Linked DNA regions of Homo sapiens: region 2 is linked to region 1. Evidence: chromatin loops called from intact Hi-C (ENCODE). Cell type or tissue: gastrocnemius medialis. All regions are shown on one strand. Links, peaks and the distances in the headings refer to the core of each region. The heading gives the core; the rest is flanking DNA.

What was found. Hi-C counts contacts between places; a loop is a spot of excess contacts. Peaks named below come from ENCODE experiments on the same cell type or tissue, not always from the same donor. Only the 100,000 strongest peaks of a DNase experiment are listed, where the experiment ranks them.
Region 2: it touches region 1 in a loop (3-fold over the local background); 5 of 110 quality-filtered maps call a loop at or near these places.

Annotation. Positions count from the first base shown.
Region 1 is chr7:44,689,442-44,697,983 of GRCh38, reverse strand. OGDH (oxoglutarate dehydrogenase) reads right to left here. Exons shown (of 23, transcript NM_002541.4): 11 at 3,980-4,159; 12 at 3,408-3,560; 13 at 1,857-1,959; 14 at 1,427-1,555; 15 at 920-1,070; 16 at 487-614; 17 at 202-380. Among named protein-coding and RNA genes, the nearest start is that of ZMIZ2, 55 kb to the left of the region's middle. In gastrocnemius medialis, for the core only: no CTCF peak of the experiment used is centred there; DNase peaks (open chromatin) are centred at 1,243, 3,444 and 3,923; H3K4me3 peaks cover 1,106 bases; H3K27ac peaks cover 6,942 bases.
Region 2 is chr7:44,633,918-44,642,459 of GRCh38, reverse strand. All of the region lies in intron 2 of OGDH (oxoglutarate dehydrogenase), which reads right to left. Among named protein-coding and RNA genes, the nearest start is that of OGDH, 32 kb to the right of the region's middle. RefSeq lists enhancers at 2,487-3,014, 3,329-3,478, 3,543-4,070, 3,959-4,078, 3,924-4,434 and 1 more and a silencer at 6,948-7,103. In gastrocnemius medialis, for the core only: no CTCF peak of the experiment used is centred there; DNase peaks (open chromatin) are centred at 3,059, 4,179, 5,299, 7,219 and 6 weaker places; H3K4me3 peaks cover 448 bases; H3K27ac peaks cover 8,000 bases.

The DNA.
Region 1 (8,542 bases), core at 200-8,199:
GGGACGGGGCATGCTAGCCACATCCAGATGGGCTACTCTGGCTTTCTGAAGTGACATCCCATCTGAGATGGATGGGAAGCACCAGCAGAGTCCTTAGGAGGCTGGTGTGAGCCACTGGCTCTCGTGCCAGTCTTTGGGGTCAGGGTCCTACACAGGCCCTTCCCAAGTCCTAGGTCTGGCAGGGAAGGGCCAGAGGCTCACCATGCCCTCCATGCCATGGGGCAGCAGCAACACGATGCCATTCTGCCGCACCCACTTGGCTTGTCCCGGGCAGATGAACTGGTCGATGATACACTGGGCCGTGTTGTGGAAGTCACCAAATTGGGCTTCCCAGAGGACCAGGGCATTAGGACTGGCCATGGCGAAGCCCAGCTCAAAGCCTACAAGGGACAAAGGAAGGAGAAAACCATGTCCAGGACACCAGCCAGTAGGCCCAGCGGGGGTGGGTGGGTGACAGGCCCTGGTGGTGTGGCTCCAGGCACTCACCCAGCACGCCGTACTCAGACAGTGAGCTGTTGCACACAGTATAGGGGGCCTGATTGGGCCAGAGATGGTTCATGGGGATGCAGGTTCTCTTGTCCACATTCTGGTCATGGAGCACATGGTGGCGGTGGCTGAGACAGGACAACAGAGGTAATAATTAGGAGCTCTGACTTGACAAGCAAATACGCTGGGGACCCGCACGAAGCACCAGCAGATGCCATGCTCTGTGACCTGGACTTCTGGCCAGGCAGCTGCAGGGTCGGCCCCACCCAGGTCTTAACAGAAGCACCCATAGCAAATGAGGGACAGAGGTTTTCAGCCTGAGAGCAATGTGACTCTTCCGGTTTCTAACCGTCTTCCGGAAAAGAAACACCAGAACCCCTCCCTTTCCATCTTCTACTCTTTGGAGGGCAAACAAAACTGCCCAGAACGTTACCTGAATGTGCCCCGCTCCACGTCCTGGCCGCTCAGCCGAATGTGGATGCCCTCCTTCAGGAGCGAGCCAAACGCCATGTACTCCGCTAGAGCCCAGTCCACAGTCCGGTTCTTCACCATTTCCCCACGAGTCTTCAAGATCCGGCTCAGCCCTGCAGAGACACAGCTCTCACCAGCTGCTGCAGGCCCTGCCTGCACATGCCTGCCTTGCTTCTCAGCGTGCCCATGGCAAGAGCGGAGCCTTCTTTACTCGTAGTTTCTGGGTTCCTGACTTGCTGGAAAAGCTGTGACCTCAGTCTCTCCTTTACCACTGAGGAAGTGTAGGATCGTGCTAAGGGCAGGGAGTGGGAGAGGTGGCTCCATCCAACCACCCCAGAGGCCTTGAGCAGGGCAGGAAGGGAGTCTCTGTAGGACACATGATGGGTGGGGGCCAAGGTCACAGTCCTAGACAGTCGTCGCCCCTGGCCTGGGCCCCAACATTTCCACAGGTCAGCACAGAGCGTGTTACCTCCATGAATAGTAAAGTTTTCCACAGGCACAGAACTAGCCACATTCCCGATGTGTGTCAGAATATCCTCCGTCAGACCCGTGGAGGGGCAGGACATGCTCCTGGGCTGCCCGTCCAGGGTGAAGAAGCCTAGGAGAAGAAGAACAACTGAGGCATGACATCTGCTCTACTTTTCCAGGGACCACAAAATGGCAGACACGTGATTTTGGGGAGAAGCAGGGTGAGAGACAATGTAGCTCACACTGTGTTCCCCAGAAAACATTAATGCAGGGGTCTGGGTCCAGGGTCTGCAGGGGGCTTTGCTGAAATGGTGCATACAACTGTGCATTGTGGGTACAAAGTGGAAAGCATGAATTTTTTCTGGGAAGAGGATGCCTCGTTACATCAGATCCTCAAAGGAGCTTATTTGTGGCACTGTTTCTTCACTCACCAGGCCAGGGAGAGTCCAGCCAGTGCTTAATGTGCAAGATCTTCTCATCTTTAGATCTGGCAAAAGCTTCCTCACAGATCTTATCATACTTGGAAATTTCCTCCTGGAGGGTTGGGCACAACACAGCGTGACTGGCACAGGGCATGACTACTGCACACGCCCACCTGTACCCCCACACTTTCTGACAGCCACCACGCAAGCCCAACCATACCCCTGGCACAACTCCCGTGCATGCCCACCCATAGTCCCACACTTCGTGGATGCAAAACATCTCAGCCTCTGGGCCTGCTCCTTCTCAATAGGCATAACACCTTTCTAAGATTTTATTCTTTTCACTCCCAAAAGTTTCTTCCTCACATTTGCTGGGTAGAGATTCTGCTCGGAGTTTGAACCCCTAACCCTTCACCACTTTTTTTTTTTTTTTTTGAGACGGAGTCATGCTCTGTCACCAGGCTGGAGTGCAATGGCGCGATCTTGCCTCACTGCAACTTCCGCCTCCCGGGTTCAAGCGATTCTCCTGCCTCAGCCACCTGAGTAGCTGGGACTACAAGTGCGTGCCACCACGCCCAGCAAATTTTTGTATTTTTAGTAGACGGGGTTTCACCATGTTGGCCAGGATGGTCTCGATCTCTTGACCTCATGATCCACCTGCCTCAGTCTCCCAAAGTGCTGCAATTACAGGCATGAGCCACCACGCCCAGCCCACCACATTTTTTCTTAAGAACTGGTCCAGGCCAGGCGCAGTGGCTCATGCCTATAATCCCAGCACTTTGGGAGGCCAAGACAGGCAGATCACTTGAGGTCAGGAGTTCAAGACCAGCCTGGCCAACACGGGGAAACCCTGTTTCTACTAAAAATACAAAAATTAGCTAGGCGTGGTGGCTCGCACCTGTAATCCCAGGTACTTGGGACGCTGAGACATGAAAACTGCTTGAAGTAAGGAGGTGGAGGTTGCAGTGAGCTAAGATCATGCCACGGCACTCCAGCCTGGGTGACAGAGCTAGACTCCGTCTCAAAAAACAAAACAAAACAAAAAAAAAACTGGTTCACAAAGCTCTGTCTCCAGCATAGGCTACAGGCTATCAGGTTGTTCTGATCTGGGATCTGTCCTGTTCCCATGCTCAGATATAGCTCCTCACACCCACCCTCTCCCTCTCTAGGGCAGCTGCTTGGCCTTCCCACTCACAACCAACCAGCACTTACTATCCAGATTACAACAGGCCCCTTACCAAGCTGGATCCACCACCCACCTCTCAACCATGCACAATTTGTGAAATCTGAGAAAACCTACTGGGCTGCTACTACCTCAACCTGAAAACATCCCCTTCCCTTCCCCAAAACACTGTTTAAGGCCCACTTCCTTTATAAAGCATCTCAGTGGCCCAGATTCTCCAAAAAGTTATGCATTGAAATGCTGTAGTTGTAAATATTTCACATCCTCTCACGTGTATCCTCATAACTGGCAAAAGTGAGAACTGGCCCTGTGGCCCACCTTTTCTAGTCATCGCCAGCCCTGGAAAGGCGCACTGGGATAGAGCCGCAGGGACGTACCTCATACTCAGGCTGGTTGACCACACCCTGCGACACCAGCAGCTCAGCGTACTTCTGTAACACAGGCTTCTGCTTGCGGATCTGCTTGTACATGAGCGGCTGCGTGAACATGGGCTCATCCATCTCGTTGTGGCCGTTGCGCCGGTAACACACCTGCTCAGAGCAGTGAGAGGATGTCAGAGACAAGGGCTGGCCCCTTGGGAAGAAGTGCTGTTCAGGCACCTGCCCCATCTCTCCTAGGTGATGGCCACGTTCTTCATTCCTCATGCCTGCCCTGGAGTTTACCTTCTCTAGAATTAGGATTCTGTGTATCTCTCCTTCACACAGTAGAGCTGCTCTGTCAATGAGGAGTGGCCCTCCTCACCACCACAGCTCCTGCCTGGGAAGCATTCCTTGGTGCTTACAGGCCTGAACTATTTGGAGCTCAAAGGAACCAGCATGAGGCCTGGCAGTAGAGAGCCCTGAGGTGACTCATCTAGACAAGCTCCTCTCCTTGGGACACAGGGGTGCCGAGGGCAAGAGGGGTGGGTCAGATGCTCTGCCCAGGACGTGCTGTCCCCAGAGTCACTCACCAAATCGACAACCACGTCCTTGTGGAAGGTGCTCCTCCACTCGGCCGCCACTTTGCACACGTACATGACAGCCTCGGGGTCATCTGAGTTCACGTGGAAAATGGGGGCATTCACCACTCGGGCCACGTCAGTGGGGTAGGGGGAGGAGCGGGCCATCCGAGGGTCGGTGGTGAAGCCGATCTGCAAGGAACATGTAGCCTAGCAAGAGGGCACCTGGCACAGCCGGCACAGGGACCAGAGGGCGGGGCTGAGGCCGGGCATGGCATGCACTTGCCATCTGGCTACTCTGAGTACGTACCCCAAAATGGCTGTTTACACTTTTTCTTTTCCTTTGTTTTTTCCTATTCTGATAACAAAATCCATATATATTTAACATAGAGAATTTAAAAGACATAGTATGAAAAGTTAAATTAAGTTACCTATAATTCCACAGGCTATGGGGTAAATATTCTGATGTTTTCCTTTCCAGATTATTTTCTTTGTATGCATATATATGTAAATAAATACTTAAATTTGGGATCTTATTATTTCTATTATTTTGATTAATTCTTTTTATTTTTTGTAGAGATAGGGTCTCACCATGTTGCCCAGGCTGGCCTCAAACTCCTGGGCCTAAGTAATCCTCCTGTCTCGGCTTCCCGAAGTGTTATTATAGGAGTGAGGCACTGTGCCCAGCCTAAGAATTTTTTTTTTTTTTTGAGACGAAGTCTCACTCTGTTGCCCAAGCAGAGTGCAATGGCGTGATCTCAGCTCACTGCAACTTCCACCTCCCGGGTTCAAGCGATTATCCTGCCTTAGCCTCCCCAGTAGCTGGGAATACAGGCACGCACCACCATGCCTGGCTAATTTTTGTTATTTTTAGTAGAGACGGGGTTTCACTATGTTAGCCAGGCTGATTTTGAACTCCTGACCTTGTGATCCACCTGCCTCAGCCTCCCAAAGTGCTGGGATTACAGGAGTGAGCCACCACGCCCAGCAAGAATTTTTTTTTTTTTTTTAAAGAGAGAGTCATGGTCTGTCAACCAGACTGGAGTGCAGTGGTGCAATCGTAGCTCACCTCTCATGCCAGCCTTCTGTGTAGCTGGTGTTATAGGTGTGCACCACCAGGCCCAGCTAATTTTTAAATTTTTTTTGTAGAGATGGGGTCTTGCCATGTTGCCCGGGCTGGTCTTGAACTTTGGGGCTCAAGTGATCCTTCTGCCTCGGCCTCCCAAAATGCTGGGATTACAGGTGTGAGCCACAGTACCCAGCCAGAAAAGAAAATTTAAAGGCTTCATAACATTCCCTACCAGTTAGATGTACCAAAATTTAATGATATATTCATAATTTTATGGTTTGCATTTAAATTTTTATCTTATGATATATTTCAAACACAAAGCATGATAATACCACACTGCTCATCCTTAACGCCTTCACCTAACATGAACAAATCCCAACGGTTTCGCCATATTTGTTAGTGGACCAAAATGTTTCTGTCACAGAGGCTCAAGCCCGCAGGCCTCCTTACCCTTAAATCAGAGGAGGACACTGCCACAAGTTGCTATTTGTACTTCATATGTCCGTAAACAGTATATAGTATCTTCTGAGGCTTGTTGGTAACTTTGCAGTTTGCCTTTTAACATTTGCTTTTATGATACACCCAGGTTGAAACATGTAGCTATACTTCCTTTAGTCTCTACTTTCCAGTGAAACTTAACCAGACACAGTATACCCCACAGAGTATTTATCCATTCTCCTGTTGGTGGACATTTCTTTTGTTTCCAATTTGTGGTAAACACAATGTTGCTGTACACATCCTTATACAAATTTTCTCCCTCAAACGCTGAGTTTTTTTGCAATCTAATCCTAGAAAGGGAAAACTGAGCCACAGGCATGAGCATTTAAAATTTTTCTAAATGCTCTCCTGAGTAGCTGTTCTACTTACACTCCTACTAGCAGCATATTAATATCCTGCAATTTCCATTTACCATACTGTGACCATTTCCCCAGGATATCAAACTTTTTTTTTTTTTTTTTTTTTTTTAAGACAGAGTCTCATTGTGACTCCCAGGCTGGAGTGCAGTGGTGCACCTCTGCTTACTGCAAGCTCCACCTCCCGGGTTCACACCATTCTCCTGCCTCAGCCTCCTGCGTAGCTGGGACTACAGGTGCCTGCCACCATGCCTGGCTAATTTTTTGTATTTTTTTTTTTTAGTAGAGATGGGGTTTCATGGTGTTAGCCAGGATGGTCTCAATCTCCTGACCTTGTGATCCCCCGCCTCGGCCTCCCAAAGTGCTGGGATTACAGGCGTGAGCCACTGTGCCCGGCCATTCCCTAGGATATTAATCTTTTTTAGTGGTTGTTTAATATCCCTTCCTATGGCTTTGCCAAATTTTATGCAAAGACGCTTCTGCTGTTGGACATAGGTTTGTTTCCTAACTTTGTGGTAGCGCAAATATGGTTTTGACAAAAACCTTTTTTTTTTTTTTTTTTGAGAGAAGGTCTCACTCTGTTGCCCAGGCTGGAACGTAGTGGTGTGATCACGGCTCACTGCAGCCTTGACCTCCCGGGCTCAAGCAATCCTCCTGCCTCAGCCTCCTCAGTAGCTGGGACTACAGATGTGTACCACCACGCCTGGCTAATTTTTGTTTTGTTTTGTTTTGTGTAGAGACAGGGTCTCACTTTGTTGCCCAGGCTGGTCTTGAACTCCTGAGCTCAAGCAATCCTCTTGCCTTGGCCTCCCAAAGTATTGGGAACAGGTTTGAGCCATTGCATCTGGCAGACAAAGAGTCTTATGAAAAAATATTTACCATCAGATGGCTTCCTTAGGTGAAATTTCTGGAAGGGAATTTCTAAGTATGTTCTAAAAGAAATAAGAGACTCAGCTAAGAAGTTACTTCCTCTCCTTCTACAGATCTTCCTGATGCCACACTACCTCATGAGCAATGAGTCAAAGCAGTAAAGAGATAAAGAAAATATTAGCAAAATCTAACTCTATATTTATGTTTAATGGCTTTTACATAATCTCCCTTCTCACACTGACTAAAGAAATGATCAGAAATAGTCAGACACTGATGAGATTAAAAAAAAAATGGTGTATCAGAGCCTGACACATAAGAGAGCCCTGAACAATCTCAGCTGGTATTGAAGCCAGCATTGCCCATCTTGGGCTTCAGCATGTAAAGAAGGGCCTGCAGCAGGAAGTCAGTGATCATAACATGCCTTACTGCTAGAACCTCACAGAAAGAAACCCATTTTGCAAGGTTGAGGTCTCAGCTGCCCTCTCCAATGTTCACCACTGTTATGAGCTTCTGTGCCTTCATGCACATATGGATGGCAGCACACATGACGGAGGTGCACTCTACCAGCAGGATTATCTACTTGGGTGGATGTGCACACACGTGTGATGGAGATGCACTCTACCGGCAGGGTTATCTATACTAGTGGCTGTGCATACACACATATGACAGAGGTATACTCCAAATATACGCTGTACTTTTTTCCACTATGGGTGTATTAATAATACCTCTTAGTATATTATTTGAGGCAGCTATACTTACCACTATACCACCAATGTACTCTCTTAGTATACTTTTGGGAGTTAGTGTTTTAGTAGGAAAATCTCGCTAAGAGGAAAAGCTGGTCTGGGAGACAAAGGAACCTTTAGGGCCAAATGGTTTCTCCTCTCACCTCTAGCCCTTCTCACCCCTCCCATTTACTTCAACCCTGACAACTCGTTCACTAGCTGTGCCAATACTTCCAATGAGGAGGAATCCAAAACTTCTGGAGGAGCTGGTTCCCCTGTTGGAACAGGTCTCACTGTTAGGAGTTCTTCCTTTCATTCAACTAATATCTGCTTCTTGGGTAATTGTAGCCACCCACTGGAGCTAACTCTGTCCATTAGATGCTTTGCTACTCAATCATTTATATTTGAAAATAGTATCCAAGTGCAAAAGAATGAAGCGGGACTCCTTTGCACCATGCACAAAAATTAACTCAAAACAGATCATAGATGTAAGGGCTAAAACTATAAGACTCAGAAGAAAGCATAGGAGGTAAAACTTTGTGACCTCGGATTAGGCAAAGCCTTCTTGGATATGACACCAAAAATCACAAGCAACAAAAGAAAAAACAGATAAATTATGCTTGATAAAAAATAAAACTTTTGTGCTTCCAAGGACACCAAAATTGTCCCATATTTGCAAATCATCGGATACATGGCTCATATCCAGAATATATAAAGAACTCTTACAACTCAACAATAAAAAGACAATCCAGTCAAAAAATAGGCAGAGGATCTGAATAGAAATTTCCCCAAAGATATACAAATAGCCAATAAGCAAATGAAAAGACACACACATCATTAGTCATTAGGGAAATGCAAATTAAAACCAAAATGAGATATCACCTCACACCTTCTAGGATGGCTAGAATAAAACAGACAATAACAAGAGTTGGTGAGGACATGAAAAAACTGGAATCCTAGCTGGGGGTGCGGTGGCTCATGTGTGTAATCCCAACATTCTGGGAGGCTGAGGCAGGTGGATAACTTGAGGTCAAGAGTTCAAGACCAGCCTGGGCAA
Region 2 (8,542 bases), core at 34-8,033, 55 kb after region 1:
GCTGCAAACTTTCCTTTTCTTTCTTTTTTATTTTTTGAGACAGGGTCTGGCTCTGCTGCCCAGGCTGGAGTAGACTGGCACGATCTTGGCTCAATGTAACCCCCACCTCCGGGGCTCAAGTGATTCTCCTGCTTCAGCCTCCTGAGTAGCTGGGACCACAGGCACGCACCACCACGCATGGCTAATTTTTTTACTAAATATTTTTTTGTGGAGATGAGGTTTCACCATGTTGCCCAAGTTGTTCTTGAACTTCTGAGCTCAACTGATCTGCCCGTCTCAGCCTCCCAAAGTGCAAGGATTATAGGCATGAGCCACCATCTGGGCCTAAACTTTCCTTTTCAACAGATGCTATCAAAATGTTTGCTAAAGAAACCCAGGGTTTGGAATCTCCAAAGAGATTCTCACCTTCCTCCATTAAATCGGTTCTCATGAAAACTCAGTGTTCTCCTCCAACATGAGAAAAGGCAGTATTTCCACCAGAGGAAAAAACTGACTTACTCTTAGGAGAGAAAACAGAGGATGTCTCAGCATCAACTCCCTAGGCAAAGTAAAGGCTGCCTCCCACTCAGTCCATGACTGGTTCTGTCAAGGACACAGGGATCTAAAAGGTGGCTGTGCACAAATACACTGGACACCCTCAGGTACTTCTGACTTCATGGAGCTTTTCCAGCAGGACTGAGAGCTCCATACATTCTAGAAGCAGAGATGACTGGGGACCACATGCATTGGACATCCATCTTCATTGTGAAAGCAGGGATGACCAATGACTGCACTTCTTGGCCTCTACCCAGGCCTCCAATAACTGAGGACCTGACCTAAAAGGAGAAACCCCTTGAATACAGCAGGAAACTGAGCAGGAGTCAGTCTGGCTGTATCCCACCCCTGCACAGCAAGAACCAACAGCAAGCTACCACTGTCACGTAAAACCTAATCAGGCCAGGCGCAGTGGCTCATGCCTGTAATCCCAGCACTTTGGGAGGCCAAGGTGGGTGGGTCACCTGAGATCAGGAGTTCGAGACCAGCCTGGCCAACATAGTGAAACCCCGTCTCTACTAAAAATACAAAAATTAGCTGGGTGTGGTGGTGCAGGCCTGTAGTCCCAGCTACTTGGGAGGCTGGGGCATGAGAATCGCTTGAACCTGGGAGGCAGAGGTTGCAGTGAGCTGAGATCGCACCATTGTATTCCAGCCTGGGCGACAGAGTGACACCCTGTTTCCAAAAAAAAAAAAAAAAAGAAAAAAAAAAAAAAAGAAGAAAAAGGCTGGGCTTGGTGGCTCATGCTTGTAATCCCAGCACTTTGGGAGGCTGAAGCGGGCGGATCACGAGGTTAGGAGATCGAGACCATCCTGGCTAACATGGTGAAACCCTGTCTCTACTAAAAAAAAAAAAAATACAAAAATTAGCTGGGGGTGGTGGTGTGTGCCTATAATCCCAGCTACTCAGGAGGCTGAGGCAGGACAATCACTTGAACCAGGGAGTCGGAGGTTGCAGTGAGCTGAGATCATGCCATTGCACTCCAGTTTGGCGACAGAGCGAGACTCTGTCTCAAAGAAAAAAAAAAAAACCCACAAAAAACCTAATCAAAATTTTTCTTTACCCCAAACTTGCTCCAGTGCTAGAATGTCTACCCTCACACCATGTGACCCGCACCCCAAGTCTAGCTGTAGACACTTACTTAGTTCCCTGGGGCCACAACAGGTTCATGGATAGGGCATGACCCTCAAACCCAGTAAGTACTGGAGAACAGCACAACCCAAACTTTATTAAACCCCTAAAACATTTTCTTCTATTTCGTAAAACCCATTAAGTGTCCAGAAACACAGGGCAAAGTCACCCAAGAGCAAGACCTTAGATCAAGAGTCTCTCCAGCTGTACAGACAGCCTCCTTTATCCTAGGGGACAATATTCACTTTTGGATCCAGAGCCAAAAGTCATAGCAAAATCACAAGTTTACTTCTTTTCAATAAAATTAGCTTTGAATAACAATTAAAATAGTAAAACAAAACAAAACAAAAAAAACCCACCAATAGCAGCAGGGATAGGTATAGCTAACTTTTACTGAGGCTCTCTGTGGGCTTTTCCAACTTACTTAGAGCACCTGGAATGTCAATCATATTCCCACTGGAGAGATGTGGGCTCAGGCAGAATTTACACACAGCAGTCACCAGGCAGGGTATTAATAAGGTTAACTGAGTAATAGCAGAGCGACGCTTAAAGAACTCTGGTCACTCTAGTAACAGTGCCTCTTACCCTAGCTTAACCTTGCCAAAGAGAGCTGGGCGCTTCTGGGCTCAACAATAAAATGAAAGGAATTTCCAGCCACTGATGCCTGGGATCACAAGGTCAGGGTCAAGGTCAGCTCTCTGGTCCTGAGCCACAAAGGCTGCAGGACTCCTTCCAGCCTAGGCCCTGGAGACAGGGCGATCATGATCATCGGGCCTCCACTCTCTGACCTTCTTTTGTGCTTGGAATACAACTCCAGGTGATTTTCAATTGGCTGAGGATAACTGCACAGACGGAAATTCAGCTCATGCTGGAGGCAGTCAGAAAAAAACTGGTTCATACCGGTACTGCTGAGCTGCTGGGAATCCCCGGGAAGGAAAATGCTGGGAATGCAACTTCTGCAGCCTTTCCCTTATTCATCTTACACCATGCATCCCACTTCACTCTCCAGTTGGCTCAGTTCCCACACCACTGGGGGAGCACCCTGCCCCACCTTCAGACAAAGAGCCCATTCTGTCTCCAGGACTGGGTGAGCCCCCACACCCAACAACAGCAAGCCCTCTTTGCGCCAAGACCTGGAGGTATACTAAAAGGTTTTTGAATTGAGTGATAGAATGTTTTGTATCGAGTGTAGTGACTGCACACATTTGGCAAAACCTACTGCACTAAACACTTAAAACAAGTGAATTTTAATATATGTAAGTTAAACCTCAAAAAAGTTTATTTATTCAAAAAGGCTTTGAAAATGAAGGTCATTATTTGGCCTGCAGGCTTCACCTCCCAACAGATGTGGCAGCAGGAAGCCAGACCTGCCCAAGTACCAGAGCTCCCAGGCACCCACTGGCCCCACCCCTCCCTGTATGAGTCACCAATGGGGCCACTTCCTTCCTGGTGGGGCCCAGATGCCACAGTCCATCCCCCACTCTCTTTCCACCTCCCTGTTGTCCTGCAACCCTGTATCTCTCTAACATCTTCCACTCCCCAAGGAGATACCTCTTCTCCAGCTCCTTAAACTACCCACCCCTGCCTCATCCTCTGAACACCTGAATCTGGATCTGCCTTCCATAACCCCTGGCTTTAGGTTCCAGGGGACCTGCAGAGCCCTCCCTGTCCACTTGCTCCCATGCCCCAGCATCATGCTCCTTCCTTCCCGCAGGCCTGGCAGCTACCCTTCTTTCCATGGGATGTTTGTCCTCTCCCTTCACATGGTCGCTTAGCTTTGTCACTATCTGGGAGAGCGTTTCCCCTTCTGATACTCCCAGCCCTTACTGTACACTCATCTCAACCTGAGATCTCTCCCCTGCTGTCTGTCCCCATCCTGGGGGATAAATCAAGACTAGGCTGAGTCATTGACCACCCAGCGCAAACAGAAGCCCCTTCAAAAAGAAGAGAAAGCTTCTGGAAGAGAGAGTCAAAGCATGTCCCATCTAATTCCCATGGAGCATGAAGAGACACCTGGAAGGGATAGAAGCCCACTCACTGAAAGGTGGCACCTGGTGGCTGATGGCTCACTGAGAACCTGAGCTGAGTCAGGCGACCTCAGCTCTCTTACTGAGTGAGAAAAATAAGCCTGTTGGTTTAGGCTGCCTAAGCTGCATTTTCCCTTTCTTCCAGCCAAATTTATTCCTAATTATCCCTTGCTGTTGCCTGGATGTCCCGGAATTGCAGTCTGATGTAGGCAGGGGCAGTGACTTCTACTTCTAGAAACATTCCAAGTGACAAAGCAGAAGTGAAAAGGAGAAAGCACAGTAATGGGGAAAATCAGACTTGAGAATACACAATCTAATAGCATGCTACCATCAAACACACTGAAGACCTAAGTTTCCTATAATAGAAACAGTTTTTCACTCATGAGAAATGGAGGCAGTCAGACTTTGGTTTCTTTATGAAGTAAGTGTGGTATTTGGGCCTTACTTTAGTACTTGGCTCAGGGCGGTGACAGGGACTTCTGAGTCACAATGACGTACGTGGGTGTGCCCAGCTCCACACCCAAGTTGCAACCCATCACTAGTGTTATTCATCTCTCCAATCTCTTAATTGGCTTCTGTTGCACAACTAATAACGTAAGGAAAATATCTGTCCCCTTGCCTTGCCTCAAATATACAGTTACACACAGTTAATTCTCTGACCACCAATGACAATGTCACTGATAAGGGGGAAAAGGTTAAAATGTTAAGGTAAGTGGGCAAGGTTGTAAATGACATTCAAGGGGCAGGAAGCTGCCAGAAGGAGTGAGGGGTCCTGGGCCAGGGGAGGGGTGCGGGAAAGCACTCACTCCCAAAAGGCCAACTTCTGAGCCCTGCAAGGGGCTATGGGATTCTGATGAAGTTCTTACCACACATAAACATTTTCCTAAGAGTGTCAGATGTGTGCAGGATGTACCATGTCAAAAAATGAATACCATTTTTTTTTTTTTTTGAGACAGAGTCTGGCTCTATCGCCCGGGCTGGAGTGCAGTGGCGTGATCTTGGCTCACTGCAACCACCCCCCAACCCCCATCCCGGTTTCAAGTGATTCTCCTGCCTCAGCCTCCCCAGTAGCTGGGATTACAGGCACCGCCATCGTGTCTGGTTAATTTTTGTATTTTTAATAGAGACGGGATTTCACCATGGTGGCCAGGCTGGTCTCAAACTCCTGAACTCAGGTGATCCACCCACCTCAGCCTCCCAAAAGGGCTGGGATTACAGGTGTGAGGCACGATGCTGAGCCAATGAATACCATTATTTCTAAAAATCCAGTAATTCTCATTCAATTCAACAAATATCTATTAACTATATGTGGCATACTGTAAGGTTTGTGAACAGGAAGATGACTAAAATGAGCTTCTTACTCTTAACAAGAATAAGAAAAACCAGTAAACGTGTAAATTCACAGAATGGATCCAAGTGCTGAGAAACGAAGAGTAAGACAAGTGGGATGGGAGAGGAAAGCAAGGATGCTCTGAGGAGGGGCCCACGGTCTGAGCCCTAAAGGCAAGGTAAGGCCTGCAGAGCCTGAGGAGGAGAGAGAAGACATTTGGCCAAAGAGAATAGACAACAGGAGCACCTGGCCAGTGCCTGCCCACCATGTGCTGAGACTCATGATACTGCCACATGCAGGGTGTACAGATGGTTAAGAAACCAGGCTGGGCAGGTGAGCTGGGACCAGGCTGCAGGTGAGTGAAAAAGAATATGGGAGATTAAGGAGAAAACCACTAACCACCCCCAAGAGGAACAAGCACCTGACCAGGGTAATGGCTGACTTTTGCCACCAAATGGCATCAGAGGGAGGGGTGGTTCGCAGGCAGGGAGCTTGTGTGCCCCCCCACCCCACTCACAGCCAACTTCCCATGAGTGGGTTTAAGATCATCAACTTGTTGCTGAGATGACTTAAACATGATAGATTTCAGCGGTAAATAATTTTTACATTCTGGATGAAATGAAACCAGACCTCCTATTTAATTTTAGGTAACTAAAAGCACTTAGCTGTAATAAATGAAGCTCTGTTTTCCAAGTCAAAAGTCACTGCTCCCCAAGCTCCCACAAACTCAGAATTCTATGCAACCATAATGCACTTTCCTCACAGTGACCAGTGCTCTTTCTTCAAAGGAAGCTCTTGAAAGGCTAGAAACAGTATCCTCAGTGCTCTCTGCATGTGGCAGCTGCTCACCTAACCTTTACTGAATTAAATTCAGATGATATTCAGCCTCCTTTCTGAGGGAGCAGCCTGACAGGTATGGGGTTCCACCCTGGGAGAGTCTGAGTCCAGGGCTGCCCCTCACTGCAGCAGAGGCGCTGACCTTAGCAGGTGCCACTCCTAACCAAGGAGCACTTGTCTGTTCCCACATATCGGCAGCTACAGGCAGCAGACTCTGCCCTTCCTGAGTCAGCAGTTGGGAGTCTTGAGGGCCAAGCTCCCTGCCAGTCCTTGGTTGTGAGGTTTCCAATAGGTAGGGCTTCCTATTTCTGAGGGTGGCAAATATACCATCTGACATCCCTTCCCCCAGCAGTAGCTGACACCCATTGTCATGCAGGATGGTGCTCTACAGCCCCCCAGTGCCCACTCACAGACCAGTAGGACTGACTGTGGCCACCTCCTGGGTCCCCAGGTCCTAGGTCTGCCTCCCATGAACTGCATGAGGATTCGGGAAGTTGCTTCAGCTCTCTGGCCTGTTTTCTTGTCTGTAAAAGTCCTAAACACAGGCTATTTAAGATGATGGTCCTGCATTTGCAGCTTTTTAAAATTTATAAAGTCCGGCCAGGTGTAGTGGCTCACGCCTGCAATCCCAGCATTCTGGGAGGCTGAGGCGGGCGGATCATGAGGTCAGGAGATTGAGACCATCCTGGCCAACATGGTGAAACCCCATCTCTACTAAAAATACAAAAATTAGCTGGGCGTGGTGGTGCGTGCCCGTAATCCCCATTACTCAGGAGGCTGAGGCAGGAGAATAGCTTGAATCAGGGAGTCGGAGGTTGCAGTGGGCCGAGATCGTGCCACTGCACTCCAGCCTGGAGACAGAGCGAGACTCCATCTCGAAAAAAAAAAAAAAATTATAAAGTCCTTGCACATATACTTGCATTTGTTCAAGAAGTTGATGAGGAACATGAGGAGAGTGTTACAACTTAGCCCAAGCTCTATGACTACGGGTGGCTCTGGACTGATGAGACCACTTCCTCTCATCTATCCATAGCCCCTACAGACGCCACTCCAGCTGCCCTCCCTACTCCACCTCAGCCACAGAACAAGCCCAGCCCACCCACGTAGCTACCCTTGGTCACCACATTACTGCCACCTTGTCTAAATAATCCGCGGCGCGGGTGGGGCAGGCTCCGGTCTCCTTGCTGCATGGAGCCACACCCATGCTCAAAGGCCCTCGCACAGCTGATAAGTTGATGAGGCCCAGCACTATCCACACAACCTCACTTACTAAGTTCTGACACTGACAATGCTTTTTAATTGCTATAAATATCAACTACAGGGCACCATGTAACCAAGGAACACCGGCGTATGGCTCTTCTTTCAGCTCATTCTAATCCAGCCAAGCTGATAAAAAGTCAGCTGCTGGGCACCATGTGACCAGCCAGCCTGGAGTTCAGCCGGCGCTGCTGTAAGGGGCAGGCCTCCCATCCCGGCCTCAGTGTAGACCAACAACTCATTCTTTTCCTGCACACAAGACAGGGCAGGCCTGCATGACCTCTACCACTCCTTCCAATGCTGCCCAGGAAATGGTCCTAAACGTGTGGGCCAGAGCTTTTCCTGAAAATATCCTAAGAACAAGATTTAAAACCCATATGTGTGACTACCCTGTATGTCCAAACAGGGTACTCCCTATTGGGGAGACTTGTGGATGGAATGCCCACCTCCAGAGCCTTCAGCAAATGATTCATGCTGTTGGGCTAAGCACAAGTCTCCAAAGAAAATGTGCAGATGGTAGAGCTGGACTCTGGACCCTCCATCAATGCAGGCCTTGCTCAGACCTTGCCCAGGCCAGAGTACCACTTACCACCATTCTGCCTATGAAGCAAAAACAAGGTAGGGCACTGTGATCCAGGCCTGGTGACCTGCCACTACAAGCTGTTTATACTGAGGCCAGTTAAGAATGGGCTTCTATTTAGGTATTCTTCAATTAAGGAAACCACATGCTCCATTATAGCAATGCTTAGTCATTATAGGTGACAGAATATTTCTAAACAATCTCTATTATCTTCTGTCTGTACAGGTGTGTAAATAAAACATCAATAAACTTCCAAGATTAGCAAAGAACAGCTGCTTCAGCTCTGCCCTATGGAATCTACTGATATCAGAATGATATTTGCTGGGATTCTGCACTAGACTAAAGGTGGCTGCTCTATCAGGTCATTATGAAAAGAGCTGTGGAGGGCTGTCCAGTGGCCATGCCTTTTCCTCTCCCCAAACGGATGTCCCTAAGGGTTGTCTGTGACTTGCTCTAACCAAGGTAATGGCGTGGGGAGTAGCAGTGTACGGTCTGGACCTAGGCCTCAAAGGCCCCACAGCCTTTCTTTTCCCTGTCTGGAGCTACTCTGGGACTTTGTGCAGGAATCGCTCCGGCCTACTGGAGGATGGCAGGGCCCAGTGAACAGCCAGCACAAACTGCCAGACACATCAGAGGCCTTCATGGCTTCTAGCCTGGTGTGAGCCTCAGCTCCAAGGGAGCTGGCAGTGGGAGGAGTGGGGAAACCTAGCCAACCCACAGAGTCATGAGACATGCTACACTGGTGCCAAGTTTTGAGGTGGTTTGTTATACAAACATTCATGGAAACCAGACTTTTTACTGCATGAAAAGATGACATCCAAGATACTGTGACCCCTTTCTCACGCA